Regions from separate parts of the Homo sapiens genome. Here region 1 is linked to region 2. Evidence: chromatin loops called from intact Hi-C (ENCODE). Cell type or tissue: spleen. All regions are shown on one strand. Links, peaks and the distances in the headings refer to the core of each region. The heading gives the core; the rest is flanking DNA.

Region 1 (16,667 bases), core at 7,236-9,735, 360 kb before region 2:
ACAGAAGGCAAGATTAGGTTAAGCAGCTGGGTAAATATAGGAACAGGAAACAAAACTCTAAATTTTCAGGATTTCATATTTGACCAGGGACGGAATGCCTTTGTGTTGGATGCTAGCTGCTTGATTGTTGGATAAGTTTCTGAAGCTAAAGATAAACTTTTGTATAGTAGAGGAGACAGACCTTGAAAGCTTTAAATGATTAAGCTGGCATCTCCCAATAGAACCTGATATTCCACAGAACTTAAGGGAAAGGCGTATCGTATTCGTTACCCATTTGCTGCATAACAAATTACCCCAAAACATAATAGATTAAAACAATAGTATTTATCATTATCTCATAGTTTCTGTGGGTCAGGAATCCAGATACATCTTAGTTGTGTCCTCTGTCTTAGAGTTACAAGGCCGTGATCATGGTGTCAGCCAAGGCTTCAGTCATATCAGGACTCAACAGGGGAAAAATTCCCTCCCAAGCTCATTCATGTGGTTGTTGGCAGGATTCTGTTACTTGTGAGCTGTTGACCTGAGGGTTTTCAGTTATTCACTGGTCGTTGGCCAGAGACCACCTTTAGTTGTTTGCCCGTGGCCAGTAGCTAATAAAGTACATCAGACAGACAGAGAGAGGGGGAGAGAGAGAGAAAGAGAGAGAAGCATGATGGATTGTCAGTCTTTTATAACTTAATCTTAAAATATGACATGACATCACATTTGCTGTATTCTGTTGTTAGAAGCAAGTCACTAGGTCCGGCCCACACTCAAGTAGAGGGGATTATAATGGGTGTGGTACGAGAAGTGGGGATCATGGGAACTATTTTAGAAGCTGTCTGCCACACAGACCAACTGGTATCTCTTCCATTTAGGTGGTGCCCTGGTCCTAGTCATTGTTAAATACTTTTAATATCATCCCTAGTGTCACAATTTTTTTCAGAATTGGAGCTAAAATTCATATCAACTTTTGATATTGATTTTCTTCACAGCCAAATAATATGTATATGTGGAAGAACACAAACATCTCACCAGACTTCAAAGTCCATGAGGGTAATGATAGTGTTGAATTTTTTTTCTCAGGATTGATTTTTTTTTATTACCTAAGATAATGTCAGGCACTTATTACATGTTTGTTGAATTAAAGAACTTAAAAGTATTTTATTAGATTATAAAATAAAATAAAATTAGCTTCCTCTTTTGCTTTAAAAAGAGCAATACAATTACCAGTTAAGGGAAAGAAGCAAAGGCTGATATAAATTATCACCTCCCCTCTAAAAAATCCTGATAGGCTTCAATGTCATTATGTCATTGCTAACATTCACCATTAGACTCTCAAGAATGTCACGTTAAATCCTGGCCTGCTCTTTCTTAGAAAGATTGTTTCTTACACTTTCAAAGTCCTCTACTGCCTGACACATTCACTTACATGGTGTGTAGCACACTAAGCTGGAAATCATTATCTTCTGCCGTAAACCAGCTACTCTCCTATCCCTACCCCCTAATCTTATCTTTTACAGTGTTTTTTTTTTCCTGTATTCCTACTTTTCAAAACTTTAAGGTTACCTTTCAACCCTTTCCCTCTCCCTTTTGAACCAAGTTACCAAATCATCTTTATTCTTTGTTTTTCACTTCTTTTCCACCATAATCTCAGTTTACTACCTTAAAATAGAAGATAGTTTCCATAAGGCAGGTCCTCTCCATACTCTACTTCTTAGCTAGCTAAATCTTCCTAAAACCCTGATTATATTTTGTCTTTTTCCTCACTTATTGCTCCAGTGATAAGGCCTTCACTCTTTAACTTGTCACAGACCCTTTCCTGTTTCTCCATTTTATTATCCCATCATTCTTTGACCTAGGCACCCCACATTGTCCTCTGCCTACCTTTCTTTATGTTTTCCTATGTCTACTTCTCAATTCATATTTTTGTTTATCTTTGTCAGGGGTAGATCAAGGTTTTGTGAGTCCAGATGCCTAATCTTCTGAGACTTCTTTAAGAAAAAGAATATGATACTAAGAATACAGGATTAGGGACAGAGCTTGTAAAGGGCCCAAGAAAATGAGGGGCCCTGAAGCTCAAGCTTCATTGGTTTCACAGCGTAACAGCTCCAGCCCCTCTGTGTTGCTTTAGCCAAAGGTTAAGTTTACCTCCTCCAGGAGGCCTTCTCTGATAACCTCAGCTGACACTGATATCCCCCATCAACTGACTGAAGGCAAGGATCTTGTCTTATACCACTTTGTAGTTTCCTAGAGTCTTACATTTTGAATTTAGTGATAACTGAAAAACTACCCCTTATTTCTTAAACTATTACACAGGTAATTACATAGAGTTTAAAAGTTTCTTAAATACATGTCATTTAAAAAGTAGTTGTTCATGAAGTGTTAAGCTGCTGTTAGAGCCCTGAGTAAGTTTTTGTTATGTGCTCTAGAAGATTATATAAATGAAATTTCTTTGTGTACTCTGTTTTGCTCTATGTTTATATATGCCATAGCCTTATTTTTAGAAGCTGGGTTTTATACCAATCATATATGATCTTTTAAGCTGACATGCAGTGGATATGAACATTTATTATTCTAAGGAAAGTTTTACAAAATGTGAAAATTACACAATGATTGATAATTACAGTGTTGAGAGAATCATATGCTGAGATTTCTTTCTTTGTGTTGTTATCATTCTTTACGTTTCATGTCTGTGAGAAACCTATTTATTTTCTGTGCCTACTTTGCTCTTCCAGGACTTACCCAAGAAGGTCTTTTTAGGGTGAATGGTAACGTGAAGGTGGTGGAACAACTTCGACTGAAGTTCGAGAGTGGAGTGCCCGTGGAGCTCGGGAAGGACGGTGATGTCTGCTCAGCAGCCAGTCTGTTGAAGCTGTTTCTGAGGGAGCTGCCTGACAGTCTGATCACCTCAGCGTTGCAGCCTCGATTCATTCAACTCTTTCAGGGTTAGTACAATAAATCCTTTTAGGAGTTAAAACAACTTTACTAGGCTGGGCACGGTGGCCCACACCTATAATCCCAACACTTTGGGAGGCTGAGGTAGAAAGATTGCTTGAAGCCAGGAGTTGAAGACCACCGTGGGCAACCAAGCAAGACCCCCATCTCTACAAAAAAAAAAAAAAAAGGGCAGAAAAAAAAAAACCAGTTTTATTTTTAGTAAACATACTAAATATTTAAAATTTAAAAAGTTTTTAAATATTTGTGGTCTTTCCATAACCACCACCTTGTTATTTTACTCCAGGCCCTCATCCCCTATGTAAAATCATACTAGACTGATTATGAAATACCGTTATTAAATGAAATTTCTGATACCATTAACATGTGACTACTTCAGTAACGTAATATTGAAAATCCCTGATGCTTTTGGGCCAAAGACATGTTTTTCTGACTAATGACTGTCATAAAAGGAGTGAGATCAAGAATAATTTAGAAAACATTAGAGAACAATAAAGGAAATATTCATTAAATTGTGGTTGCTTAATGACCTTTGAGACTGAAAGCTCACTGGTGTACTTGCTTTTTCTCCTAAGCAAGATTGAGTCCTAAAATAATTTTGTTCATTTCGTGAGGTAAAAATTGATTTTTGATTGTAGTATTAAGTGATTTCATATGAAAGAACTTGCTTTTTTTTTTTTTTTTTTTTGAGATGTAGTTTCACTCTTGTCACCCAGGCTGGAGTGCAGTGGCACAATCTTGGCTCACTGCAACTTCTGCCTCCTGGGTTCAAGCAATTCTTCTACCTCAGCCTCCTGAGTAGCTGGGATTACAGGCACCCGCCACCATGCCCGGCTAACTTTTGTATTTTTAGTAGAGTTGGGGTTTCACCATGTTGGCCAGGCTGGTCTCAAACTCCTGACCTCAGGTGATTCACCCATCTTGGCTTCCCCAAGAGCTGGGATTACAGGCATGAACCACTGCACCTGGCCAGGAACTCGCTTTTTAAGTGTAATAATTATAGGCATAGTCATTATTGAGTTCTCCCTCCTAAGTGCTGTAAGAAAAATGGTTTACCCTTAAAACCATTTATTTTATTATTTTTCCCAAATTAGAGAAGAAAGAAGAAAATATATTTCCAAAAGTATTCGTTGCCAGATTAAGGGTGCTACCTAAAGCCACATTCCTTTACAGCAGTGGTGTACCTATTCACATGCAGTATGCTAAAGAACAGGATAAGTGAGAAGGCCAGATAGGACAAGTAAGAAAGTACCAGAAATATTTTACCCCATGAAAGACCATTTTGAAATATTAGCTAAAAGTTGTGTGGTTGTATCAGAAGAGGACACTAACTACCTCCACTTGCCATCCCCTAGGGAAGGAGACCTGTCTGTAGCTCCCCCAGGCCCTCACATCAGCAATGCCTCCTGCCCTGGCCTCTTCTCACTTCTCTGCAGCCCCTGGCCTCCCGTGGTGACCTCCAGGCAATCCTTTTGGAAGATTACTCATGTCTTATTTCTTTCTTCAGAGTACCTGGGCAGTCCTCAGGAAACACATCTTTGCCACATTCTTGAAATGGAGGTCAGTCACAAGGCAGAGCCCTGCCTTCTTGTGCTGCCACCCAGGGCACCCATAGCCAGACTGTCTGTGTTAGACTCTTTGACGAGTTTTAGACTCTTCAAACTACCCAAGTGATAATCTGATGACCCTCACTTGGCTTGGGAAAGTTAGAGGAAGCATTATATTTCTCTAGCAACTCTCTCCCTTCAAAGAAATCCTCACTCTCTAATTTTTAACTTCAAATTTTAACACTGAATTTCCTGCTTAAATATCTTTGTGGCCTGTTGATGGCCCAAGGCCGCCAGACCTGGGTTTGGTCTCACCTTAATAAGTTCTATATAGCTCATCTAGCATTTTTGCTTAGAATGGGTGGGCCCATCACAACCTTTATTTTTATCTTTGAGGCCTCAACCCCAAATTGTATTAATTTGCTACATCTGCCCTAACAAAATACCACAGACTGGATGTTACAAGCCTAAACGAGAGAAATTTATTTCTCACAGTCCTGGAGGCTGCAAGTCCAAGATCAAGGTGCCAGCAGTGTTGGTTTCTCCTGAGGCCTCTCTCTTTGGTGTGCAGATGGCTGCCTTCTCACTGTGTCCGCACGTGGCCTTTTCTCTGTGTGCACTCTCCTGATGTCCCTTCCTCTTCTTATAAGGACACTAGTCCTATTGGATTAGGGACCCCATTATAATCTAATTTAACCTTAATTACCTCTTTAAAGGCCCCAAATACAATCACATTCTGAGGTATGGAGGTTAGAGCTTCAACATATGAATTTTGGAGGGAACACAATTCAGTCCTTAACAGTGATGCAACAGGAAAAATCCCAGAAGTTTTACCTATTTTCAAACCTATTATTTTTTGTAATCTTAGCTACTTCATTTTTGAAAAAAATGATTTTATTTTTTGAAAAGGCATAAAATCATTGAATTATTAAATATTATATTTTATTGAAAATAGTGATAAAATATGAAAGCAAATTTGCAGAACAGTTTGTTCTGGTTGTCAACGGTGCTTTTAAGCTTTGTATGTCAGTGAGTGACATGTTCGAGGCTTGCTAATTGGAAACTTTATGAACTTTTTCACGATATGTATGAAGATAACCATTCCTTCATAAAGGTGACAATTCCTCCTATTTGGAAACATTAAATCCTTTTTACAAGGAATATTTTATCCATAGGGAAGGGAAGTTTTGAGATAAAGTTTGGAAAATTATTGTAAAATAATGTCTACAGGAGTTGACGAATATTTTATGCTTAATGCAAAATATTTGGTAGTCAGATATCTTTAGTATTCTTAATATTATTCTATAGTATTCTGTATTATTAAGTATTCTTAGTACTCAAAAATCCTATAAATTTCAAAGGCTTTTATCACATTTCCAGAATAGTTTTCATTTGATATGAGTATGTACTGTTTTATTATTTTTATTACTATTTATAGAATTATTTTGTAATCATTTAGGTCTTTGTGAGTCGCCATATTCTTTATGACGTGATTCCTCAGTCATCAGAAAGTTGATAGGTGTCATAAAAGCAAGCAGTATCATTCTAAAAGCAAGACTCATTGTATAGTCAGCCTTTAGGTTATGTGAGGTTATGCACAGGTAACAAATTTTGAATGGGAAGAGAGGTTAAATTTTTGCTATGTTGGTATTATTCTTCCATTCCCTTAAAATCTCTGGTTAGATTTGAGTCATTCAGTAAAAAAAAATTACAGTTAAGCATCAATGACATAAATACTTTCTGAAAAATACATTATTAGGTGATTTCATTGTTGTGTGAACATCATACAGTATACTTACACAAGCCTAGATTGTATAGCCTACTACACACGTAGGCTATATGGCATAGCCTGTTGCTTTTAGGCAACAAACCTATACAGCATGTTACTGTACTGAATACTGTAGGCAGTTGTAATGCAGTAGAAAACACTTGTGTATCTCAACATATCTAAAAATTGAAAAGGTACAGTAGGCCTGGCCTGTGGCTTATGCCTGTAACCCAGCACTTTTGGGAGCTGAGGTGGGCAGATTGCTGGAGCCCAGGAGTTTGAGATCAGCCTGGGTGACATGGCAAAACCGCATCTCTACAGAAAATTAAGAAATTAGCAGGGCGTGGAGGCATGCACCTGTAGTCCCAGCTACTCAGGAGGCTGAGGAGGGAGGATCACTTGAGCCTAGAAAGTCAAGGCTGCAGTGAGCCATAATCATACCACTGCACTCCAGCCTGAGTGACAGAGTGAAACCCTGTCTCAAAAGAAATAACAATAAAAAAGAAAACAGAAAAGGTACGTAAAAATATAGTATAAAAGATTGTTTAAATGGTACACCTGTATAGGGCATTTACCATGAATGGAGCTTGCAGGACTAGAAGTTGCTCTGGGTGAGTCAGTGAGTGAGTGGTGAGTGAATATGAAGGCCTAGGAGATTACTGCACCACTGTAGGCTTTATAAATCTTGTACACTTAAGCTAAACTAAATTTATTTAAAAATTTGTTTTGTCTTCAGTAATAGACCTTAGCTTACTGTAACTTTTTTACTTTATAACTTTTTAACTTTTAAAAACATTTTGATTCTTTTAAAATAACACTTAGCTTAAAATACAAATACCTTGCATAGCTCTACAAATTGTTTTCATCATATAATTTTAATATTTTTCTATTTTTAAAATTTTCTTTTTTCTTTTTTTACTTTGTAAAATTGTGTTTTTTTTTTTTTAAACTAAGGCATAAGCACAGATGTGAGTCTAGGCCTACAGAGTCAGAATCATCAATATTACTACCTTCCACCTCCATATCTTGTTCCAATGGAAAGTCTTCAGGAACAGTAACACTTGTGGAACTGCCATCTCCTACAATAGCAATGCCTTCTTATGGAATACTTCCCGTAGTACCTGCCTGAGTCTGTGTTACAGTTAACATACACATGTGTATATGTATGTATGTATATGTGTATGAGTCTGTGTTATAATTAACATACACGTATATATGTATGTATATGTATATGTGTATCTAAGTCTGTTATAGTTAACATACACATATATATGTATATGTATATCTGAGTCTGTGTTGCAGTTAACATACACGTATATATGTATATGTGTATCTGAGTCTGTGTTACAGTTAACTTTATATATATATAAACTTCATACATATAAATAGAATGAGTACACTCTAAAATGCACTTTATACATATATGTATAAATAGAATGGGTACACTCTAAAATAATAAAATGTATAGTATAGTAAGTTTTCACTTAATGTTGTTGATAATTTCTTGGAAACTGCAACTTTAAGTAAAATGATGTATCAGGAAATAAATTTTATCACAGGCAGATTAATACAAACAAAAGTTAAGTATCGGGGTAACCCGCCCCCGATAATTCAACATGAGTCCTTTTCTATTTTTCCTAAGTGTCAGCCAGTCTGAGAAATAAAGGGAAAGAGTACAAAGAGAGAAATTTTAAAGCTGGGTGTCCGGGGGAGACATCACATGTCAGCAGGTTCCGTGATGCCCCCGCAAGCCGCAAAACCAGCAAATTTTTATTAGTGATTTTCAAAAGGGGGAGGGAGTGTACAAATAGGGTGTGGGTCACAGAGATCACGTGCTTCACCAGGTAATAAAATATTACAAGGCAAATGGAGGCAGGGTAAGATCACAGGACCGGGGCGAAATTAAAATTGCTAATGAAGTTTCAGGCACACATTGTCGTTGGTAACATCTTATCAGGAGACAGGGTTTGAGAGCAGACAACCAGTCTGACCAAAATTTCCTCGTCCTAATAGGCCTGGGAGCGCTACAGGAGACCAGGGCTTATTTCATCCCTTATCTTCAACCGTAAAAGACAGATATTCCCAGAGCGGCCATTTTAGAGACCACCCCCTAGGAACGCATTCTCTTTCTCAGGGCTGTTCCTTGCTGAGAAAAAGAATTCAGCGATATTTCTCCTATTGCTTTCGAAAGAAGACAAATATGGCTCTGTTCTGCCCAGCTCTCAGGCAGCCAGACTTAATGGTTATCTCCCTTGTTCCCTGAACATTGCTGTTATCCTGTTCTTTTTTCAATGTGCCCAGATTTCATATTGTTTAAACAATTTGTGCGGTTAACGCAGTCATCGCAGGGTCCTGAGGCGACATACATCCTCAGCTTATGAAGATGACAGGATTAAGAGATTAAAGTAAGACAGGCATAGGAAATCACAAGAATATTGACTGGGGAAGTGATAAATGTACATGAAATCTTCACAATTTATGTTCAGAGATTGCAGTAAAGACAGGTGTAAGAAATTATAAAAGTATTAATTTGGAGAACTAATAAATGTCCATGAAATCTTCACAATTTATATTCTTCTGCCATGGCTTCAGCTGGTCCCTCCATTCGGGATCCCTGACTTCCCACAATAGTTAAGTTCTGATGGCATGATTCTGGTTACAAAAACATCACCAAACTTCTAATTGAAGACCCAGAACACTTCTGTTATTAAACATTGAAATAAATGTGAGGTACACTTACATTTAAGAAATACTTTTTAAAAAATAAGAATTATTTCCCCAGTTTTTGGTAAATAGTGAGTGATGGCTGTCATAGTGGTAATGGGTTAAATCAAGGAATAGGTATTTGTGAAGTAAAAGTTGTCAGCAGCACCTCTTCCCACCACATAGTTCAAAATCAATGGCAAATACGGTAGGCTTACTGAGTGCGTTCCTACTGCATCGTTTATTGTCATGCATCTGTAGGATTACCGTCTACGAATTTTTATTTTACAATCATTTGTATTCATTCATTTATTCATTCATTCATTTTCTAACCTGCCTTTTCCAATTCAGGGTCGTGAGTGGCTGGAACCTACCCCAGCAGCTCAGGCACAAGGAGGGAGTCAACCCTGAGCAGGACACTATTGCACCACAGGGTGTACTTACCCCCATGCCCACACTCACTCAGACTGGGAACATTTAGACATGCCGATTAACCGGTCATGCCCATCTTTGTACCCAGAGAAAACTCATGCAGACCTGGGGAGAAGGCACAAACTCTACATAGACAGTGGCTCTGGCTGGGAATTGATTATTTTTTTCTCATCAGCGTTAGAACAAAATGACCTTGAATGAAATGTCGTTATACTTGCTGTATAGTAACTACATAAACCAGTAACATAGTCATTTATTATTGTTATCAAGTATTATGTACCGAATCTAATTGTGTATGCTATACTTTTATAGGACTGGAAGCCAGTAGGTTTGTTTACACCAGCATCACCACAAACACATAAGTAATATGTTGCAGTAGGACGTTATGATGGCTATGACATCACTGGGCAATAGGAATTTTTCAGCTCCATTATAATCTTATAGGACCATAGTCATATATGTAGTCCCTCAGTGACCAAAACATCATTGTGCAGTGCATGACTGTAATTGAGCAACTACTAGTTATGTAAGCTGCCAAATAGAGGGAATAATGTATGCATTAGGCATCAGACAATATAGCCTCTATAAAATAAACTTATTTTTTCATAATTCAGATAGAAGATAGGTAAAAAGGGTTACTGTGTTTTATACATTTTATATATATGTATATATACTGTGTTATATGTATATACTGTGTTTTATATATATATACTGTGTTATATATATATATATTTTATTGTCTCTATAAAATAAACTTCCTTCTTTCATATTTCAGATGAAAGATAGGAAGGATTACTGTGTTTCTTGTTGGTTTATCCTGTGTGAGGTACCCTTACAGTACAGGGTGGACGTTGCAACTGAGCACCCTGAAGCCGGGGATGGTAAAACTCTTTACACATAGTTGAATGGGTTTTGCTTTTAATGCCCATTAAAAGCAGATGCTGCGCTTGCCAGTAAACAGTATTCTCATCTCCCACCCTTTCTACTATACATCAATATGTGATAAAGTTGTTTTGATGTAATTTCCTCAGGGGTGACTACCCTGCTTTCATAAATCCATCCTCATAATAACAGATTAAATTGTTTTCTTGGTATTCTGTCACAAGTCAATGCTACATTTCTTTTTTTTTTAATGTTGTTGTAGGCCTTTGAATTATATCCTGTGTAAACAGCAAGTGATTTCATAGTTGAATGTGCTTAAAATTTTTCAGATCAAAGTCCTCTCTTCCATGCTTTATAGGATGGAGTTCTGGAGCCCTAAGTATTTTTTCAGACATTTAGGCTAAACCAAACTGCCAGTGAGAACAGTCTGGATGTCTGTAAGCATCCCTGACCCTTAACATCTTGTAGATGAACAGTGGCCCTCCATGGGAGAAAACTGTTTAAATTCATTCATTTCTATAACAAATTATACACTTTGGATGTGTCTGATGTCTGAAGCTCTGAGATTCTATGGGTTTTAGTTAGCAAATCAGTATACCTGCATGACAGATTTTTATCAAAGACTTCTTTCTCTATTTTATTTCTTCCAGAACCTTTCACTTCTTTCAGAGGCCTCACAATACCTCTCAGAGGTTTAGACAATTTATATTTAAGAGACACACTCGAAGGGACCTTCAGTGATCATCCTTTCCTATTGCCATGTTAGGCTTCTCTCTGACTGCAGCAACTCATCTTCCTTAATCAAGGTTTATAGTATGATTATCTCAGCTTGGTGTATTCCATGCCTTTTGATCTTTTATCCTTATGTTGGTAGGGCAGTAGTATATGTACTTTTTATTTTTGTAATCTCATGTGTGTTTTGGAAATAGGTGTGAATTGTAAGCCATAAAAAGATTGCAGAAGAGGATTCATTTAATTTAGGATTAACTAGAAATATTTTTAATTGACTGTTTCCTGTGGAAAATTCTTCTCTAATATAAATGTAAGTAGTTCTAGATCATAGTTGAGTATTTTTATTGTTATTTGATGACTTGGAATTAGATCATCCATCAGTATTTTTTTTAGTAACTTCTAAATAGATACTGAGTAATACAAAGAAATGAAAAATTAAACATCTTGATTTTAAGGAGTGTGTGATTTAATTGAGGAAGTAGAAGATATGTTGTATATATTCTACAATAGTGCTTTAAATGAACAATAAAAACATCCAGTCAGTGGTAACTAACAAGGAGGGAAGAAAACCAGCCTGGATTATGGTGGTCAGAAAACACTTTGTGGGAAAAATAAGATTGGAGACAACATTAACTTGTATGGAGAGGAAAATCTTTTAAGTGAGTTAAGGACATGAGCAAAAACACGGTAAGACAGAGTTATCTGACAGAGCTATCTGTAGCTAGAAGAGATTAGCAAAAGATACCATTGAAAAAGTAGGTTGAGGTTAGGTGGTATAGGGTCTTGAATATTAGTGTTAAATTAATATTTATATATAAATAATAAAATGTTTAAGAAAGATCTCACATAATAGAAGCAGTATGTTAGGCAGTGCTGTGTAAGATGGTTAGATGGGAAGATGCTACATGCAGAGAGAACATCTAGAAGGCTAACAGAAATCTAGGTCATAGTCCTATAACCATCTGTATCAGATAAATAGTGGACAATGAAAATTTTTTAAATTGTTGTAAATATATACGTAACATAGCATTTACCATTTTAACCATTTTTAAGTACAATTCAGGGACATCAAGTATAATCTCAGTGTTGTGCAACCATCACCACTATCCAGTGCCAATACTTTCTTTGTCATCATTCCAAAAAGAAACTCATCATGGGATTTTAAAGGAAGGTTACCAGAGACAGACAGAAAACATGAAGAGAACATCGTAGCTGGTAATTATTAAGATAATGAGGATGGCCAGGCATGGTGGCTTACACCTGCAATCCCAGCATTTTGGGAGGCCGAGATGGGAGGATCACCTGAGGTCAGGAGTTTGAGGGCAGCCTGGCCAACATGAGGAAACCCTGTCTCTACTAAAAATACAAAAATTAGCCAGGCGTGGTGGCAGGTGCCTGTAATCCCAGCTACTCAGAAGGCTGAGGCAGGAAAATCGCTTGAGCCAGGAGGTGGAGGTTGCAGTGAACCGAGATCGCACCACTGCACTCCAGCCTGGGCAACAGAGCAAGACTCCATCTCAGAAAAAAAAAGAAAAGATAATGAGGGTAAGAAAAGTCAGAGGTTTTGAGATGACCTGAGAAACTGTGTTAGGAAGGGGTAGTCTGGTGGCCTGACCCTGGTGTCTGTACCTTTGATGGGGTCCACAGAACCACATGATGGCAGAGGGCCAGTTTATCAGATGGTTGTGAATACATACTAATAATGAGAAAGAAATTTGTGAGGTGAGTTGTAGTAGCACCAGGGAAAGATCCCTGCAAACTTAGTGTTTAGATAAGGCCAGAGGCAACTACTGTTCCTTTGTCTTCAGTTATTCAAATCTTTTCTTTTCTATCTGTACACAGGGTAGCACCTTTACATTTTAAAGTGCTTCAGCTCCTCAGACCTGATCTTTTGTCCTGAAAGGAAGAGACAGTCTTCAACTTTCTAGGAACTTTCTGTGGCTGCCTAATGCTCTTTCCCTACCTCCAGGCAAATTTGGGACTTAGCCCAAAGGCTTAGGTGCTGTCTGTTACACTTGGTAGTGTCAACCTTAAATGATGAAATTCAGAAAATATGATTAAGTTTAGAGTTTATTCGGTACAAAGCCTGGGGATAACCACTCGGGAAACACAGACTCCAAAGGAATGGGGACAGAGGTTCAAAGTAGAGAGGTTAAAGTTTTACTTATATAGGCAGAGGCAGAGTAGTTTAGCAGGGTTACAAATTTTTCCATACAAGGTCAGTACATACTGTATAGAGGACCCCTGACATAACTATCTCCATCCTAGAAAAAGACTCTTATTTTATATTTCACAGGACACATTGCCGACAAGGATAAGATCCTTTGCTTAATAAACAAATAAAAAATAAAGACTGTGTCCAACCAGATATGGACACAAACAGGCACCAGTTCCTACCAGTTCTCACCAGAGGACTCTGACTATAAAAGATTAGGTCTTCAGTAGCTCAAAAGGGCCGTCTTAACTGACACTGTTTTGTAGTTACTCATGATTAAGAGCTTGGCATCTGTTGCAGAAGGTTCTGCCACCTAAAATACTCTTCCTTGCAAGACCAACAGACCGCTCAACCCAGACTAGGACTCCTTTGGTCTTCTTCACTCTCCCTGGACTGGTTTGTCAACCCTTTTCTCCTGTCTCTTCTTCCTCTTGATATTAAATGTTACTTTGTTGTGGAATGTTTAACGTTATTTATATATTGCTGAAGTTTACTATTATATATGGTTTGCAATATTGACTGAGTTGTGAAGTGGTTTGAGCCTGTGTCCCCACAACTCTGACTACCAAATTAACAGGAAGTACTAAGGAAAATTGCCTTCTTGGGAATTCCATGTAGCTCATGGCTTTTGTGATTGGAATAACATTAATAAAAGCCTGGCATTGTGGAAAGACACAGACATGTGTGGATCTGGTTTTCTCTAACCTTGCATAGCTCATAGCACATACATTATAGCAATTTGATTGATTATAGCTTATTACAGCCCAAGGAAGACTGCTTTAACATTCTGTAAGGAGAGGTAGTGGCGTTGAAGGGAGTCTTATCTCTGGTACCTTTGGGTCTTTCCTAATCATCTACAGTACAAGAATACAGAGGAAAGTTAATCTGTAATCAGAGAAGCAGAAGTTGCAACTGCATGCTACGTGACTCAGGCCACATATTCTCATTTCTCTTAAGGTTCAAGTAATTTAAAGTTCCAACAGCTTTTAGTTTTAATTAATTTAATTTTACAGTAGGATCTGATGATTTCGTGGTGGAGACTTTATTAAATATCTGTCTCAGAGATCGTGTTTTGTTTTGTTTTTTTTAAAGAAAGGGGAAAGATCCTGATGTGACATCTTGACAGTTGATCCTTTAATAAACCTAATGGAAGTTAACAAAGGAAGATTATTTGGGGGCCGTGACGAGGAGTTCATTTTAAATGGATGAGTAAAATGAAGGTTAGTGCTTATGAGAGGGATTAGGACTAAAGATGTGCATTTCATAGTCATCTTTGTAGACTCATCAGTGTTTATAATTCTGAGCATCAATTATGTTTGGACAATATTGTAGATATAAATAGATAACAATAAGCTAATTTTATATATTTCTTTAATCACAATTTAAGTGCCTGTTTTGGGTCAAGATTTTGCCTAGGTGCTTTACTTGTGTTTGTGTTTTTATCTCCATTACAGCTATTCCTACAAATATTTCATAGATAAAGAAAGTGAAGCTCAGCTCAGTGAGGGCAAGTTACTTGCCAAAGAACAAGCAGGTAGATTGTGCAGAGTTGGGATCTGCCTGGCTCCAAAGCCTAGCCTTTTTATTTTATACTGCTTGTATTAATCAGCTAGGGCCACCATAACAGAATAATACAGACTGGGTGGCTAAAACAACAGAAACTTATTTTCTCACAGTTCTGGTGGCTGGAAGTCCAAGATCAAGGTGCTGGAAGTAGTTTCTGGTGAGGGCTCTTTTCTTTCCTTGCAGATGTCACTTTCTTGCTGTGTCCTCACGTAGCCTTTTGTCTGTGCTGGAGTACTCCTGATACCTCTTTCTCTTCTTATAGGGACACCAGCCCTATTTGATCAGGAGCCAACCCTTGTGGCCTCATTTAACCTTCCTTGCCTCCTTAAAGGTGCTGTCTTCCACTGTGGGCACATTGGGGGCTAGGGCGTCAATCTGTGAATTTTGGACAAAATTTAGTCCATAACACTGTGCTTTTTAAAATTTATTAAATTTGATAAATGTTTGAGTGAAAAACAGTAAAAAAGCCTGCAGTGGGATGTTAATTAGATAGTCTCTGGGGTATAAATTATTATAGCATTGATCTCCGACAGATCTCGGAAATCCTTAATGTCTAGTGAATTTAGAAGTAAGGAAAAAGTTTAAAATAAATGAAATGCTGTGGAAAAAAATGATACTGAGGTGTTTTTTGTGTTTAATATTGATCCTTTTTGAGAATATACTTGTTCGAGTGACTGATGACAGTAATGGGTGCCGTTAGGTGACTACTTATTGCTTAGTTTAATACCTAGTAGATATTTTACTTATATAATCTGTTTTAATCTTAGCACCAGCTCTAATGTGATATTGGCAGTATAATCTCCATTTTGAAGAAAGTGCTTATAGCATGTGCCTTAGAGCATAGGCTTTGGCTCCATTCCAATAGATTTCAAATCTCAGTTTGCCATTTGCTCTCTGCATTAGTATGGCCAAGTTACTTACCCTTTTTGTGCCCTAGTGTATCTGTTAATGTATTTCTGTATAACAATGACTCCAAAATTTAGTGGCTTGAATCAGTAAACATGTATCTTCTCTCACAGTTTCTGTGGGTCGAGAATTCAAGTGTGGTTTACCTGGGCAGTTCTGGTTCAAGGTCTCGGGAAGTTGTGGTCAAGAGGTTGGCAGGGGCTACAGGTATGTGAAAGCTTGACTGGGGCTCGAGGATCTTTTTCCAAGGTGGCTTACTCACATGGATGACAATTTAATGCTCGGTCTTGGTGACAGGCCTTAATTCCTTTTTCTGTGGGCTTCTTCAGATGGCTGCTTGAATGTTATCTTAACATGGTAACTGGCTTCTCCCAGAGCATGCAGTTCAAGAGAGATGGAAGCTGTCCTTTTAGCTCTAGAAGACAGATAGAATCACTCTGCCCTGTTTGTTAGGGGCAAGTCATTAATCTGGTCTGTATTCAAGGGTAGGAAAATTAGGCTCCATCTTTTTAAGGGAAATGTGTCAAACTTTGTAGGCATTTTTAAATCACCACACTTAGTTTCCCTGTTAAATGGAGATAATGATACGGACAAGAGGCAGGAGAGCGGAGTCCCTGGTGAGGGCTCCACCCTCAAGCCTGGACCCATGACCCTAAATTAGAACAGGCATTCCTGTTTTTGTGCCTGAATGTTACTTTCTGGTCTATCCTGCCCCCCTATCCTGTGCCCATATGAACCCCAGACCTCAGCTGGCAGAGGGACAAGTGGTTGAATGTCGAGAGGAGAAGAAGCGACTGAGTGTCTGAGACTATGGATAGATGCGGCTTAACTTCAGAAGGGAGCCCAGCTGGAGACAGCAGAGCTTCAGGGAAAGATTACCTTCCTCCTGCACCATCCCCTGTCTAGCTCTCCTTCCGCTGAGAGCCACCTTCCACTGCTTAATAAAAAATCCGCATTCACCATCCTTCAAATCCATGTG
Region 2 (16,667 bases), core at 7,545-10,044:
ATGGAAGGTTTTTATCTCAGCAAAGTGTCCGGAGCCTGCAAAAATCAGTGTGGACTCAACGGTCCTAAAAAAGAAAAACAAAACAAACATTTGGTAAGTCCACACTAGGTCATTTTCTTCCTCTCCTGTTTTGGAGACCTCTGTATCACCGAAACTGTTCACTTCACTCCCACCCCCTAAATTAGACATAGGAGAAAGACCAACGTACAGTAATACTGAGGTACTGAGCAAATGTGGTAGAAAAAAATAGTTTCAAGTTAAATAAATTAGGTTTGTGAATACTATAAAATCAAGATTATTCTGGCATGAGTCATTTCAAATAATCTAAATAATGGTTTTATTTTCAACTTGAAAATAGGGTTAGCTAAAAATTAACAGCAAAGAAAAAAAGGTTTTAAGTGTTAAGGATATTAAATGGCAACAAATAGATTCTTGGATCTCAATCCACTGAGAGCCAGGAGTCACACCAACAAAACAAATGACCATAAAACCACTGATATCGAGGTTAGCAAATTCACCTAGTACTTTGCTGGGGTTTGTATCCAGCCGAAGAATGGCCATAGCCAAGGGAATAGTCAATGTTATATAATACTTGGAATCCTGGAGTAGGGGAAACTCAGGTAGTATTAAATAGATTCTCATGGCTTCAACATCTGGTGGTGAGCTTGACAACTGGGGAATCAGACAACTTTCAAAACTGTTCAAAATCTGTATGAGGGAAAAGAGTAATGAGAAATTCAAACATACTTGAGATCTAGTTAACTTTCTCTAAGTTCATAAGCTATTTGATAGACTCTCAACTCTCATTCATTCACTATGCACTGAGAACCTACTATGAGCCTGACACTGGTCTAGGCCCTCAGTACACATCCATGAAAAGAAAAGCCAAAGATCCCTGCCAGTGCAAACTGTATATTCTAGAGGGGCATTGCCTTGGAAAGGTTTAAGCCAAAAGAAAGCAAAAGGTAGGTCTAATTCCCAGAGTAAATACTTTACAAAATTAAGATTTGGAGACTTTCACTTTTTCATCTTACTCTTTTTCTCTTGAAGTTGAATTCATCGATACAAAAATGCATTTTTAAGAATGCACTTTACAAATATAGAAACATACCTGTTCTAGAATCATGGAGTGCTGAGAGTTCATTAACTTCTCAAATAACACCCTAGTTGAGTTCAGGTCAATCCCAGGGATTTTGGGACTCGTTTTAAAATGTTCATCAATTCTAAACAAACAAAATCAAAAAGGTATATAATAAAAGAAAAAGCAAACACTCTGATAGGAATTATAAACAAGTAAAATACTGTGTTCTTAGTAATCAGATTTAAATTTGATCTGGCAGATAAGATCCACAAAAATACTACACTTTGCATAAATCTCAAAATAATAAACCCAAAATACAGAATATTATTCTTTCACAAAGAATAAACCACACTGGAATTCCTTTTACAAGAATTTTCAAATTTTTAAATCTGTTTTCCTTCAAGTCAAAGTACAAGGACTGTCATATCAAGTTAAGGCTATCTTGAAGTTTATAAACAAATAATTATTTCCCTGATTTCATCTTGTGTTTTTTGGTTTTTTTCTGTTTTTGTGGCTCATTGAACTAGATGTAGATGCTGTGGCTTGGTACAAATAACGTCCCCTGTGCAAACTGGTCCACTCATCAACAAATGACAGTAGAACTTCCTTGTTGAAAGCCTTTCTTACCAAAGTATTTAAAATAAAAATGATCTATAGTAAATGCAAAGTTAATGTCTCTCATCGTTAACACAAAGGATACAATTACATTCACCCAAGGACTAATTTCATTGCCACTATTTTTAACTTTCTAGCAACTAAATCATTTTTTTAACCTTAAATAAAATCTTAGCATTTTTGAGACTTAGAGAATATCTCATATATCCTGCTCTTGAACATACCACATTTGTTAATTTACAAAAGAGCTATCTATTTGCAAAGCAGGCTTCTGTTTTTGAGTAATGGACACATTCAGATGATTTTAATACACTCTGACAGCAATGTTATAATTTTTGAAAACATAAGAGTTTCTAACATTTTTTAAAAATCATAATTATATGTATCGGAACCCTATGCTCAAATGAAGATAAATTGCTTGTACTTTGTTTTTTGGGTCTTTCGTTGTTGTTGTTATTGTTTTTAAAATAAATCTGCCCAAAATATAGAAATGAATTCTGGTTTCCCATATGTAATTTTCCATATGCTTTTTGCTATGCTGTTGAGAAAACAAAAACAAAATGTTTTATCTATACGTATTTATTGCTTTGTAAATCTGGTCTTCATTTTGATTGGTTTCCTGAGATGCATCCTATGTACGCTACAGGAGTAGACTTTCTGAAATACACAGATGTCAGTTTGAAAAAAAATAAAAGGCTTTCCCCACAACTCTATACGAAATCTGTGATACTAAGGATGAACAACCTAACAAGTCTGGCCAAGAGCCCTTCCCAAATGTCATGAAAGCTATCCATCTAGAACGGGGTTTCTCAACCTTGGTACTATTGACTTTTGGGACCAGAGGATTCTTTGCTGGGCAGGTGGGAATGAAGGATGTTTAGCAGCATCGCTGGGTTCTACCCACTGGATGCCAATAGCAAGTCCCTCCCCATTGTACCAACCAAAAATGTTACCAGAAATTGCCAAATGTCCTTTGGGGAGCAAAATCACCCTGGTTGAGAACCCCTGTTCTGGAAGGCCAACATCAGCATAATCCAGAATATCTTTCCCTAGAGGAAAAAACTAATTACTAAATATGAAATGAATTGTGTGAGCTCATCCCAGCTGCCTTAATTATAAAAGTAAATGACTTTATAATCTCTAAATGTAACCAAAGAGAGTTTCTGAAGTGACCTCCTGCAACCCAGTTAGGGACTCATTTGTGGGGAGGGGGTGGTGATGGTTGAATTTAGGAGTCAACATGACTAGATTAAGGAATACCCAGATAGCTGGTAAAGTATTATTTCTGGGTATGTCTGGGTCAGTTTTCTGTAAGAGATTGGCATTTGAATTAGTGACTAAGTAAAGAAAATCCATCCTCATTCAGTGTGGGTAGGCACCGCCCAGTCAGCTGAAAGCCCAGAACAAAAAGGCAGAGCAAAGACAAATTATTTCTCTCTTCTGGAACTAGGACATCCTTCTTCTCCTGCCCTTGTACATCAGAACTCCAGGTTCTGTGGTCTTTGCACTCCAATACTTACACCAGCAGCCCCCACCCATTTCTCAGGCCTTCAGCCTCAGACTGAGAGTTACACCATCAGCTTCCCTGGTTCTCAGGCCTTTGGACTTATACTAAGCTATGATGCTGGCTCGCCTGGTTCTCCAGATTACAGATGCCTATGGCAGGATCTCTCAACCTCCATAATCAGGTGAACCAATTCCCGTAGTAAATCCCCTCTCTTCCTCTCCCTCTCTCTAGATACATCCATCTATCTATTTATCTCTCTCCTATTTGTTCCATTTCTCTGAAGAACCTTGAGTAACACAGGGCTCGAGGGGTAGGGGTGGGATTCACACACAGAAATGAAGTCTAATTCATCTTGAGATCTCATATAGCCTGGTCACTGGCAGAAAGGACTGAGAAATAATTAGGACTTGGGATTACCAAAGATCCAAACCCATGACAAGACTCTTTTGCTGCATCAGGTTCCTGAGGGAGATATTTGCAGAAGGGATAAGGCTAAGCAAATAAACATTCTATTTACTACTGGGGAGTTCAACCTCAAATATAATTCTCTGGTGAGCTGGGCTGGACCTAAATCCAAGGAGCCCCTGAAGCCTCCTTAGAATTACTCCCTGAAATTCACTCCTTTTGAGAGAAAAAAATAAAAAATAATAAAAATTTTAAAACTGTGGGAAAGCAAACCAAAGAAATCAAGAAAATTATCTGAGGAATTAAGAATTTAGAATTATGACACATCTTAGAATACTCTGAAAATCTTACTGATGATTCTACCAATTATTTCTGAGATACAGTCTCTCTCGGTAATCTGCTTTTCTGCCATCCAGGTATGAATCAGCATTGCTCTTCCTGAAATCCTCTCATTACCATTATTAGGCTTTCCAATTTTTGCGCAAAGCATCAGCTTACTCATTAAATTAAGGCCAACCACCATCAAAGAGAAGAAAAGTCTTTCACAGCCTTTGCTGAGTAAGTATTTGCATCACATGTGGGGTTTTAAGAAACTTTTTTTAAAAAGATGGGGCCTCACTATGTTGTCCAGGCTGGAATTCAGTGGCTATTCACAGGCATGATCACAGCATCCTAAAGCCCCAAACTCCTAAACTCAAGCAATCCTCCTGTGTCAGCCTTCCAAATAGCTTGAGACTACAGGTACACGTGAGGGTTTTTTAAGGCTCTAAGTCACTTACTTTTTTTCAAGAAAACTTCCATTCCAACAGGCTGCAGAAGATAATATCTGAACAACACCACTGCTCAAAGAAAAGAAGGGAGGGGGAAGCCTTTAATAATTACAAATAAATGGTTATTTAAGCATCAATAATAAAGTAACCATCTACTCAAGGATTTCATTAATAGCAGCTCTTTGTCAGCTGAAGCTTTGGAAAATGTACATTTGCTTTAGAAAAACAGGATGTCACATCTCAAAATGAAGAAGAACTTAAGTTTCCCATGTTAGGGGAAAAAAAAGAATATCAAAGCTCCTGAAAGAAAACCTCTTGTCCCAATAATGTTCTTGAATATTTTTCTACCACCAACCATCTAAGAAGTGCCCTATCTAAACTCCAAAGAGAAACACAGAATAAAACCAAAAAAGAGAAGCCAAGCTGTTACTTCCCGAACACAGAAATTATCTTGGCAAATTAATAACTGAAAAATTACTTCTATTTTGCTGCATATCTGAGACATAAATTAAAAAATAGTGAAACAAGTGCTTATTCCCATTACCTTCTATTATACAGGCTCTGAGGAAACAGCTAATTCTGAGGGCCCAAAATGAAACTGGACATCAGGAACCCTGGGCCTTTCCATTCAGTGTAAGGAAAAGGGAAAGAATAACACAAATATACAGCTGGGGAGGGGATTACAGTAGTTTCTGTTAATCACAGAATTTAGATCAGGAAAGATCTTTAAAGATCATGTCTTCCATCCATTCATTTTATAAATAAGAAAACAGAGAACTAATGGTAAAGTGTCACCATTTCCCTTGCTGGACCCCAGCAAGCCCTCATCTCCTCTCCCCTGCGACCCTTCAGCCTGAGCTCCTTGGCAGAGCCATCCTAAGGTTAGAGGGATTCTGAAGACTGCCACAGAGCTGCTCTAGGGCGTTTCTAATGCTCTCTCACTCACAACGTTACTAGCTCAAGTGCCTCAAAGTGTAGCGTCCTGGTCATTTGGCCCACTACAATCTATGTCATAATGCAGGAACCATTATGTACGTTTCTGGGAATAACCACAACTTAGTGCACAGAGCTTGATTTATTCTTCCCAAGAATCAGACTTTGCAGAAAAAAGTGGAGAGGCTGAGGAAAGCCAATGAAAATGTGTAAAAATGTGCAAAGGAAAATTGTCCTTTAAATTTGATAAAAGCTCTCAATCCTACTTACTGTTGTTTTTTTTTTTTTCTACATGACTCTGAATTACCATCTCAATCATTATGAATAGGAAAATGCTAGAAATTATTAAGATTAGGTAAGATAACAGCTGTCTCAGATTTGGGATGTTTTGGAACATGCATACACTAAAACCCATGGGAGTTAACCATAACGCTAAGCTCTCTTAGCAGAATCACCAACTCAGGCCTTCATCAGTCAGGATTTTTAAGATCATACAATAAACAAGGCAGGTTGAGGCATATACTGTGTGTGAGAATTGGGGATCCATCCATTATGCTATTTGGGGCTAAGGAGATCAACCCTGAAATAGTAACCAAAAATAACCCACGATTCCCTATAATGTAAAACCCCATTTACATTCACAGTATCAATATGCAAGTACGGAAAATCACACTAAGCTAAAAAGTTGTAACATACTTTGTGGAAAAAAAAATGAAGACAAGCAGCCACATACTTGATTGTATTTGCATTGTTGTGTTCTGAGAGTTTTTGTCTCCAAACTGCTATGGTTTCATCATTTATTAAACTGGTATAATGTGCTTGGTTCATAGTCCTGAAGTCAACAGCAGGAGAATAATTCTGGAGAATTAAATGTAACAGTAAAAAGAAGAAATTATGTAGCATGGATCTTGTCTCCTCTCCTTTCTCCCACATATTCTCCATTTTACGTTTCACTTATGATCTAAATGCTGCAGTGTGCCGCCCAGATCCCCTCCACCCTTCAGAATGGAGGCTCCTGACAGATCCCAGCTGGGTTGCTGTCCAGGACTTGGCATTGACTGTTGCTTCACTATCACATCCAATGGCAGGTAGAGGCATGGTGTAAAGGTCCAGCCCGCTTGCCTCAACTCAGGACTGGCTGAAGGACCATCACAACTTCAGTGCTCCTCATGGGACTGGCTGAGGCCTCTGTTATAACTGAATTGCATTTCAACCCCTCCCTCTGCGCAATCCTGCCTCCTTCATCCCTCAGTAGATGTTCTTCTAGAAAGCACTCTCCCAAAAACCTTTGAGTCTCGGGTCTGTTTCCCAGAGAAACCAACTCAGTACAACTTTCCCAGACTTCTTTCCCCTTTGCTTTGAATCACTGTAACAGCAGGTTTTTAAGGTATTAGTCATCTGCCATAAATGTCCACCAAACTTCAACAAAATGTATTACAAAAGAGCCAGAGTTCAGTTATAATCTATATGACAAATAACCTATAAAAACAATGACTCTTAATTTCTTGCTTCAAGTATATAGCTATTATAAGAAAAATGGCAGAAAAAGATGTTAATAATGTATGTCCTTGAAAATTCCAAATGTTGCCCAACACTGTACATCTTTTATTCAGTGAGATTAAAGAAAAAAAACATAATAAGCACTTTCCTTTTCTAAAATTGCTTGTTTTCAACTTATTTTCCCCAAGCCTTGTTCTTGATCGAGAACTAAGGAAAGGTTGATGGTGCTTTATACTCCTATTCTCGTCTCCAGTGAAGAGGAAAAAGGTAATATTAAAGCACTCATTCATCAGCTCATGAGATTTTTTTTCTCCTTTGTACCTACACATAAAAACATAACTTTCAAAGTAAATTTTCTTGGTTACTTTCCCATAGCTTCAAGTTAACGTATCATTATGGTAGGAAGGAGTAGAGCATGTAATAAAACAGAGATGCCTGACAAAGTTTGTGATCATCTGGTTATTGATAACTATTCTACTAAAATGGCCACAGATATCTATTGAGAGAACAAAAATCATCTTGAAGTACAACATACAGGAAACTCATAATCCAAAGCAGATGCTGGAGTACACACAGAGATTGTCTTTCCACCTCCTTGTAAAACCACTGTTGTTACGTAAATTTTATTTATTTCCCCCATTCAAAGGGGCAGCTGAACATCAACTCTAACACAAACCTACAATAAAATAAAGACTTGGAACTATTTTATCATTCCTCATCATATGTCCAATAAACCAGAGATGCCTTGGGTGAAGTACAAGTTCAGAATCACTTAAAGAACCAAGAAAAAACATCATTCTTCCTGTCTTTAATACATACAGGCAAAAAAGGAAAAATTGCTCTTAGGTCAGTGTTTCTCAACTTTGGCTGGACTTTGAATCACCATGGGAGCGTTCAATAATCCTGATGACCAAGTCATACTCCAGACCAATTAAATCAGAATCTCTAGAGTCATCAGTATTTTGTAGAGCTCCCAGGTGATTCCAGTAGGCAGCCAAGGTTAAGAATCACTGTTCCAGGAAAAAGAAGATTATGAGATAGACACACACACAAACACACACACATGCACACACAATTCTAACAATCCCAACCACATTCCCTCTTCAATTCTATCCAGGGAACAAAACGACAGGAAAAGGAGATGCTATGGTTTACATTCACTAAATTCCCAAGACCTAGAATCAGTGTAGCAAAGGGGTATCTGAATATAACTCCTTCCCTCCCTTCTTTCACCTAAGGCCTGGCAGTAATGAATGAGTCAGCCTTTTATAAAAATAGAGGCTATGGCCGGGCGTGGTGGATCACGCCTGTAATCCTAGCACTTTGGGAGGCCGAGGAGGGTAGATCACTTGAGGTCAGGAGTTCAAAACCAGCCTGGCCAACATGGTGAAACTGGTCTCTACTAAAAATACAAAAAAAATTACCCAGGCATGGTAGCGGACGCCTGTAATCCCAGCTACTCAGAAGGCTGAGGCAGGAGAATCGCTTGAAACCAGGAGGTGGAGGTTGCAGTGAGCCGGGATCACGCCATTGTACCCCAGCCTGGGCGACAAAGCAAGACTCCATCTCAAAAAAAAAAAAATAGAGGCTGTAACTATACAGGTGCTTTTTCTTGGTTCTTTAAGTGATATGGTAACAGGGTAAGCATATGATTTGATCAGCCTCTGTATCTAAATAATCATCTCTGGTTAATAGTTTAAGTAAATGTGCATAGGTTTCAGTTTCAAAAGAAAGAGCAACATCTTCTTAAGTAATGTTTACTTTCCTTTTTCTTTGTGATCTTACACTTTTCATGCATACCTATCCCTCTTTCCAGTTGTTTAAACTTTAACCTGCCCTGCCTCTCTAATAGTATGCTACTTCACTTCCTTCTCATCAGTGTGTTGTTTTCCAGGCCCAAGGTGTTGATTACAATAATAAAAATCAGTTACATATATCAGATACTATATTTACAAGAGAAAACTAAATTTCATGTTAAATTTCACAGGAAAATTAAAGTTGGATACTATTGAATAACACTATTCAATACTAGTTTCTAGGGGAAATAAATACTTAAAACTCTATTACTTATGGACAAAAACTGATTATCCTCCACAGAGTCAGTGCCTTTTGTATTTTGTTTTATTGACATCTTGAAGAAACAAAGAAAAACCTCAGCTTCCTCAGGATTTCTCTGTAATACACACTCTGAGGCTGGGTCTAAAATAAGTCTAGGGCAGCAGTTCCAAATCACGCCAGATGGTAGCACTAAGCCACCTTCTTCAGGCACCTGACCTGGAAAATAGCTAATCATCAGCTTTAGCTGTCCAGCCTACAGCCTCGGGCTCCACCAGGATTTTCCAACCTAATCACAGAATCAGAATGACTAGAAGGCAAATACTTTGTGTACTTAAAGATAGCTAAGTATCAAACTAATAGAGAAAGTTTCCAAGACAGAAAGAGCCCCTGGTTTCCACAGTTGCTCATTATCTTCCCAGTCAATTCTGACTCCTTTTTCTTCACTAACAGCCCATTCCCTTGCTCCTCCAAGAGAGTATAAGGATCCATGCACCACTCGGAGCTGGTCCTGTTGAAATGTTTGCTGAATAAAAGCAGGAAGGGTGGGGAAGAAGAGAAGAGAGGAGAGAAAGCACAGGGGAAGGAGTCCAGCACTGACAACAAATCTGTGGAGTTTTTCCAGACTGAATTCCCCCAGCAAGGAAGAGTGGAAGGAATTCGAGCCCTGTCACAGAAACCTGGATCCACACTCTACCTTCAGGCAGAAAGACAATGTCACAGTGTCTTTATCCACTATAGTGATGCAGGAGACAATGGAAGGGAAATTTTGGTGTCATGTCATAAGCAGATTACAAATAATAAAATACATCTGAAAATTGTGGTACCTCTTACATACATATATATACTCAATCACATCAAACAAAGAAACCCACCAAGTTCTCAAACACCTAGCATTTGTTGCCACTTAACAGGGAAGAAAAGAAATGGAAAATCAAATAATGCCAAAGTAAGCACCAACTCCCTAGGCATCCTTTACAGAGTTTCTGGAACAAGTACAAATATAAATAAATAATTTCAAATTATAAATTAGAACTCCATAATTCCAGGAGAATTGTTGGCACTTCAAGGGAGCCAAATGGAGACAACTTCTTCCAGATTTAGTTTGCTTATTTTAAAAATAACATAGGATTGGTAGAAACAAAGAGTAACATTGCTCTTTATGTTGTAATTACTTGTTAAAAGAAATGTTGGTTCACTATTATTCCTTCCTGGAAATAAGAGTCACAAGAAAAATTTTACCTCGTATTTGGAGCAAAGTACAAAAGTCTGGTCTCCTCCAGAGAAGATCTGCTTAACGATATGATATTTAAAGCGATCTGTCAAAAAAAAAATTCCGAAAGCATATTTTTCATTAATTGAAGTTTCTCCTTGATCCCCTTTTCTACTGTCGCAGAATACACTTCAGAGTGGGTACCTATCCATTTTAATTGTGTCACAGAAGTAAGAAATCTTCTCCCCTGGCTCACTGCCTAGGACTGTTTCTACTTCAATTAAAAATAAATATATAAAATGGTATCCTCCACTCTAACTCTTCTTCTGCCCCTCCCCAACTGCCAGTGAATCCTGACCTAGTTTCTCTTTTTCATTCTAACTCTGTCATGCCACTGACCTGAAATCTGAAATGGGCACTATTCTTTATGGTAACAATTCAGCATGTGAGTGTGGTGGGCCCAGGCCCCGTCAGGACGAATCTTGCCACGGAAGGACCTCCGTTTCCTGCTCCCTGCTTTACCTCCCATCACACTGTGTCCACGGTGACATTCTCCTACTACCACGTTGCCTTTATTTCTAATACACCACACTATTTCACATCTCGGTGCCTCCCCCCTCTGCTGCCCCTGGCACATGGGATTCTCCATGAATGTGCCCACCGAGAGCACAACCTGAATGTGCTTCTGGAACTGCACCTTGGTGGTGCTCACACCAACTCCCTCACAGTCCTCTACACCTGGCTAACTCCAAATCATCCTTCGAGGCACAGCTCAAACTTCCTCTAACCACAATACTCCTCCATGCCTTCCTCTGTGCTCCCACATTACCAAGAGGGTTCCTAAAACCATGTCATTTACATAACTGACATTTACCTGCTTATGTTATAAAATCATTTTGGCAAACATCCAAGCACAAATTTAGGACCATGGAAGTCAGGTTATAATTCAACTTCAAAAATTTGTGGTTTTGAAATAACCAAAAAACACCTGAGTTGGTAAACTTTCTAAATAAATGTATTCCACGTATGAGTACAATGTCTTGGAGAAAAGAATTTACAAATTACAGAGAAGAGGACACAAAGCCATTCTTTTGCTTCTGGGAACATCACCCAGACAAAATCTTGTTTATTTATATTTTAAGTTGCACTACATTTCAGATGCTCATATATCCATTCCAAAAATGTCTACTGAGTGACAAGTTCATGCCAGGTCCTGTGCTATATGCTAGGTTTACAAAAAGGAAAAGAGTTTGTCTGTGTCCTTGAGTTTCTTATAATCCAGTACTAAAACTTATGATGGTTACTGTTTCAAACAAATTCCTGATCAAGCCATAAGTGTGTCACTTTATCGACTTCAAAATCAAAATTAATAAGTTACACTTCCTTTTAATGATTCTCTAGCTCCATTTCAGCCTCAGATTTATTATTTCAAGGTGAAGCAGTCATTCAATATTAATGACTGCCTGACTTTGATTTCCAATGAAACCAAGACTGCTATTTAACTATTTTTTAAGGGAAGAAAAAAAATGGCTTAAAAAGAAATCACATCATGTTATATACCAAAATGCCAACAGCAAAGTAGAGGTAACATAGTACACATGATTTAGAATGACCTGGGTTTAAATCCTGCCTCCAGAATCTATGTGATCTTGGGCAAATTACTTGACCTCCTTAAGACTTTGTTCCCTTATCTCTAACATGGGGATAATAACCACTAACTAGTTCTTAGATTATTTTGAGTGCTTTGCATAGTAATGAAACGTCATTAAGCATTCAATACATGCGAACTGTCATTATTAGCAACAACAATAAAATGTATACACCACCACCAAGGTCTGTGGAAACAAAATAACTGGTATAGTTTGAATGTATGTTCTGGTCAAAACTCATGTTGAATTGCAGTAATCCCAATGTTGGAGGTGAGGCATGGTGGTATGTGTTTAGATCATGAGGGCGGATCCCTCATGAATGGCTTGGGCCATCCCCTTGGTGATAAGTGAGCTCTTGCTCTGAGTTCACATGAGATCTGGTGGTGTAAAAAGTATGGCACCTCCTCTCCACTCTTCCTCTTGCTCCTGCTTCTGCCATGTGAAGTGTCTGCTCCTTCTTTGCCTTCTGCCATGACTGTAAGATTCCTGAGGCCTCCCCAGAAGCCAAGCAGATGGCTGCATCATGCTCCCTGTAGAGCCTGCAGAACTGTGAGCCAATTAAAACTCTTTTCTTCATAAATCACCCTGTTTCAGGTGCTCTTTACAGCAATGCAAGAACGGCCTAACACAACAGTATTTCCTGCTTTATTTATTCTCTAGGATCTCAACTCTACAGCTTCATGCATAGTAAGTACAGAAATTATTAATTGATGTTAAAAAATACCTTATCTTCATTCCCTCCAAAAGACCTCAAAGTAAGTAATAGATACATATTCTGTAAACAACTGTTTTCATCACTTAAAATACCTTTAAATTCCAGAGACAATCATTCTTACCAGCTCGGGCTGAAAGCTGGCCACTGTGGGCAGCCCAGTAACCCTTGACAGGAGATGGGCACTTAACATTACAAGTGTGCCCAGTTCCTAATTGACCTCTTGCTCCACAACCAAATGCATAGATGAGTCCAGAAGAAGGCACGAAGGCTAGGGTATGTTGTCTGTGAAAAAATAATTTAACTCATCAGCATAGTTTCTACTAATGTGGATGTACACTCTGACTCTGACTTTTAACTTCCACATGTGCACAGCACAGGGTGCTCCTATAGAGCCTTTCCCATGTTAACACGTGACTCTTCTTGCAGCGGCTGCTCTCCATAATACTATCCTCTAACACTCTAGATCATGAGGAGGGTGGCAAGTCAGGAAAGAGCTGAATGATCTACTGCATGTGGCCTCTAAGATGAACAGAGAGAAGCAGGGTAGACTCAGGCAAAAATTTCCAAGAAGTTCTTTGGGACTCTCTCACTTTTCCTTTCTTTATCCCTTCCCCACATCCTGCTACTCTTTATCCCAAAAGAAGCCTAATGTCTCCGTGTTGCTCTGCTTATCTAAAACCCTTCCTTGCCACACTCTATCAAGGTCTTTCTCCACATTTCACCATAGGCGTGCATGCAGTTAAGATCTCTTAAAATGACGGTGACTAGGTATAATCACATTCTTCATCACTACAAAGATAAGACCAATTTCTGGGTCCTAGTGAATACAAGCAAGCTTTGAGGAACACTCACCTGCCACAAGCAATTTGAGTTACTTCACTACCCATCAGCTCTAGAACTCTTCTAGGGTTAACCTCATCATTCATGGAGTCGTGTCCAAGTTGCCCACAGGAACCAGCGCCAAAGGTAAACACACCTCCACTCTAACAAGGAACAAACACCATAGGACTTCACTGTATCTTTAAGGGTATACCTCTAAACCCTGTATACAAAATGCCTATCACAACAATGTGCACAAGAGCACTACATTCACTTGACACTTGGCCAAAATCACTTTGTAAGGATGTTCATTAAATAGAAAAATAATAAAAAGGGAATTTCAGACTGCATCTTTATGGAACAAAGATAGCAATGCTCAAAGGAATGTGTGCCTTCTGTAAATTTTTAAAATCGTTTGAAAGTACAATGATGTGTTAGGAAGCAAAATTTTAAAAAAGGAGAAACTAGGAGCTAGGCTAAATGAGATGATTTTACATGATCATTCACATGTAAGAAATTAGGTGCTCTACAAATTCCTTGGTAAGTAAGCTGTTTTTTTAACAGCTGTATTTAAATAAATGTTAAGGCATTTTATCAAAGTGAACGTAGAATAATATTTGTTCAATATAAAAATACATTTTCATTCTCTCTAGAATGTATTTAGAAGCAAAAGAAACATGATTATTTTAAAACATTAATTAAATTGCTGTTTCTTTTTTACATATTTAAATGACTTGTTTTAAAGGAACATAGGACATCATTTTATATATATTATATATACATAAAATAACAAATAAAAATAACAAAGTGCTGTCTTTGTTCCATAAAGAACCAAGGAATTTATATATATATAAATATATACATTATATTTATATATATAATCTACATTTTTATATAATCTACATTATATGTGTGTATATATATATAATCTACATTATGTGTGTGTGTGTATATATATATATATATATATATATATATATATATATATGAAAAATCTACAAGATTACCAAAGAGGATAACAGAGACATACAAAAAAGTAGTCTTTTTCTATTCCTTTGGAAAACAACAAACCCACATAAAAGAGAGCATTCAAGTTCAAGCCACAATACTGTAATCACACACCATCACTACACTAACATAATCAAGCAATTCTAATCACCCATCATATCCCCAGCACCAAAGTAAAATACTCTGAGCTCCTTACCTTTGTGAGAACTGCTGTGTGTTCTTCTCCACAACTAATATAGACAACTTTTTGCGTGCGTAAGAGTTTTACATGGCATGGAGATTCTCGATCTAGAATAAATTAAATATCAGAATATCACTACCATTTGCCTTTGAGATGAAATATACACAACTATCTTGGCATGAATTTTGGATTCCTGGATTCCTGACGCATGTTCAGTTTCCTGCCTGCATCTGTACTTGGATATCCAACAGACTTCTCAGTTTTAATTTACCTAAAACCTACCTCATGGTTTCCCTACACTCTCCAACCCTGCCCACTCTCCAGCTCACTTTACTACACACGGTTTTCCCCATTTCAGAAACAGTCATTTTGCCCTTCCAGCTGTTCCTTTATTTCAAACCACACATCCAACAGTGAACAAAACCAACTGGCCTCATCTTCAAAATATGTTTAAAATCTGACTTTACTCCCACAACCTCCAAGCTGGTCTTCCAGCTTCCCCCTTGACCCACTACAGCCAAAGCCAAAGTGGATCACGCTTCTCCTCCAAACCCTCAGGGTCTTCCCCTCTCACTGAGAAAACCAGTTATATCCTCACCCTGCCCCTCAGGGCCCTGCATAACTGGGTCTACACGACTTCTCTGACCTGCAGCTGTGCTACTCTTCCCCTTCTCTCCAACTACATCTCTTCCCACATGAGCACCTTTGCACACCCAGTTCTCTCTGACAGGAACATTTTTCACCCAGACATTTACATGTCCCATCTCCCACCTGATTTCCTACAGGTTCTGCTCAAACATTTTCTTATCAGAGGGGCCCTTCCCCACCACCTTATGTAAAGCAGGAAGCTGCACTCTCAAATCCTGTGTATTTACTGGTTTTGTTGCACCTCTACTCACTAGAATACAGTCTCCACTAAGACGAGGATGTTCTCTATTGTGTTCACTGCTTCTCCCTTAGTATCTCACATGGGGCTAGCACATAGTAGATCCTCAAGAAGCATGTGTTAAATGAATGTGCTTTTAAACTAAATACATACATATGAAGGGTTTACCTACCTTTTTCATCACTGAGCCCTAGCTGCCCGGCATTATTCATCCCCCAGCCAAAAACAGCTCCTGAGAGAGACAGGGCAAAGCTGTGAGCCCCTCCGGCAGCCACCTGAGCCAGTGGGATCCCCTCCAGGGACCTCACCCTCTGTGGGCTGGCTTGGGAGGGGAACTCCTTCCCTAAGCCAAGCTGCCCATGGCTGTTCTTTCCCCAGGTGAAGAACTGGCCATCTGAAATAACAGGATAACTGGTATTACCATAAAATGATACAAGCTCCACACACAAAAATAATCTAGTTATTAGGGTCATTTGCCAGTTGCCCCCCAACACCAAACCCACCCAAGAGCAAAGGAACAGAGATACTTCATGCTATCAGACTGCCAAAACCAAAACTCCCAAGTGATATAACAGAGAGGTAAGCTGAGTCTTACTGCCCTTCAAAGGCTATTAAAATTTATACACAGAAAATATTAAATGTATAAGTAAATTCAATTTCGGACAGGCCAATTACCAGGCTTAAGCAAGATCACACTAGTTCTGACCACACTAAGACTATGAGACCCAAGACTTCGGGAGGTCCAGCAATGACCACTTGGTCTGCTCTGCAGATAATCAAGCAGGACACAGAAGTGCAGATTTATTTAGGTTTCTCCAACTCCTTCTTTTTCATTCATTTGGGAGCTTGATAGTGGAATGTAGCTTGAGAGTTGGCTGTCGCTAAGAAAAATCAATCTCCTCCATGCTCAGAACACCTAGGTATGGTCCTGCCCCCTGCTTATCTTCCCCTGTGAAAGTTGGAGCAGCAATGATGACCACCTACTTCATCACCCACACCCTGAGAAAAGGATGAGCTATGCAAAGCCCATATGAGAATTGTCACTGTCCAACAGCAATGCATAGACCCTAACCAGTTAATTCAAAGTTTTCAGTTAGATAATATCACACAAAAAGACAAAGAGAAATGTTTTCAAAATTAACATAGCATTAGCATATGTTTAATGTTACTTTACCAGCCGCAAGAGCCAAGCAATGCCAGTTGCCACAGGAAACTTGTAATATTGTTTGCTGGTTCAGCTTTTGTATTAACCTAAAACAGAAAAGGCTTTCTTTTTCAGATAGATATTCACACACAAACACAATTATCAGAAATATTCCCAATTAAATAA

The links. Peaks named below come from ENCODE experiments on the same cell type or tissue, not always from the same donor. Only the 100,000 strongest peaks of a DNase experiment are listed, where the experiment ranks them.
Region 1: a loop joins it to region 2, with 3 times the contacts of the local background. A loop is called at or near these places in 19 of 110 quality-filtered maps.

Annotation. Positions count from the first base shown.
Region 1 is chr4:89,006,720-89,023,386 of GRCh38, reverse strand. It overlaps FAM13A (family with sequence similarity 13 member A), which reads left to right. Exons shown (of 24, transcript NM_014883.4): 3 at 2,718-2,927. Among named protein-coding and RNA genes, the nearest start is that of FAM13A, 42 kb to the left of the region's middle. RefSeq lists an enhancer at 14,452-15,651. In spleen, for the core only: no CTCF peak of the experiment used is centred there; no DNase peak of the experiment used is centred there.
Region 2 is chr4:88,651,933-88,668,599 of GRCh38, reverse strand. It overlaps HERC3 (HECT and RLD domain containing E3 ubiquitin protein ligase 3), which reads right to left. Exons shown (of 26, transcript NM_014606.3): 5 at 16,512-16,588; 6 at 15,510-15,731; 7 at 14,467-14,558; 8 at 13,296-13,426; 9 at 12,565-12,725; 10 at 10,109-10,185; 11 at 6,045-6,169; 12 at 4,388-4,447; 13 at 1,112-1,223; 14 at 519-708. Among named protein-coding and RNA genes, the nearest start is that of NAP1L5, 38 kb to the left of the region's middle. RefSeq lists an enhancer at 3,426-4,625. In spleen, for the core only: a CTCF peak has its summit at 9,024; no DNase peak of the experiment used is centred there; H3K27ac peaks cover 485 bases.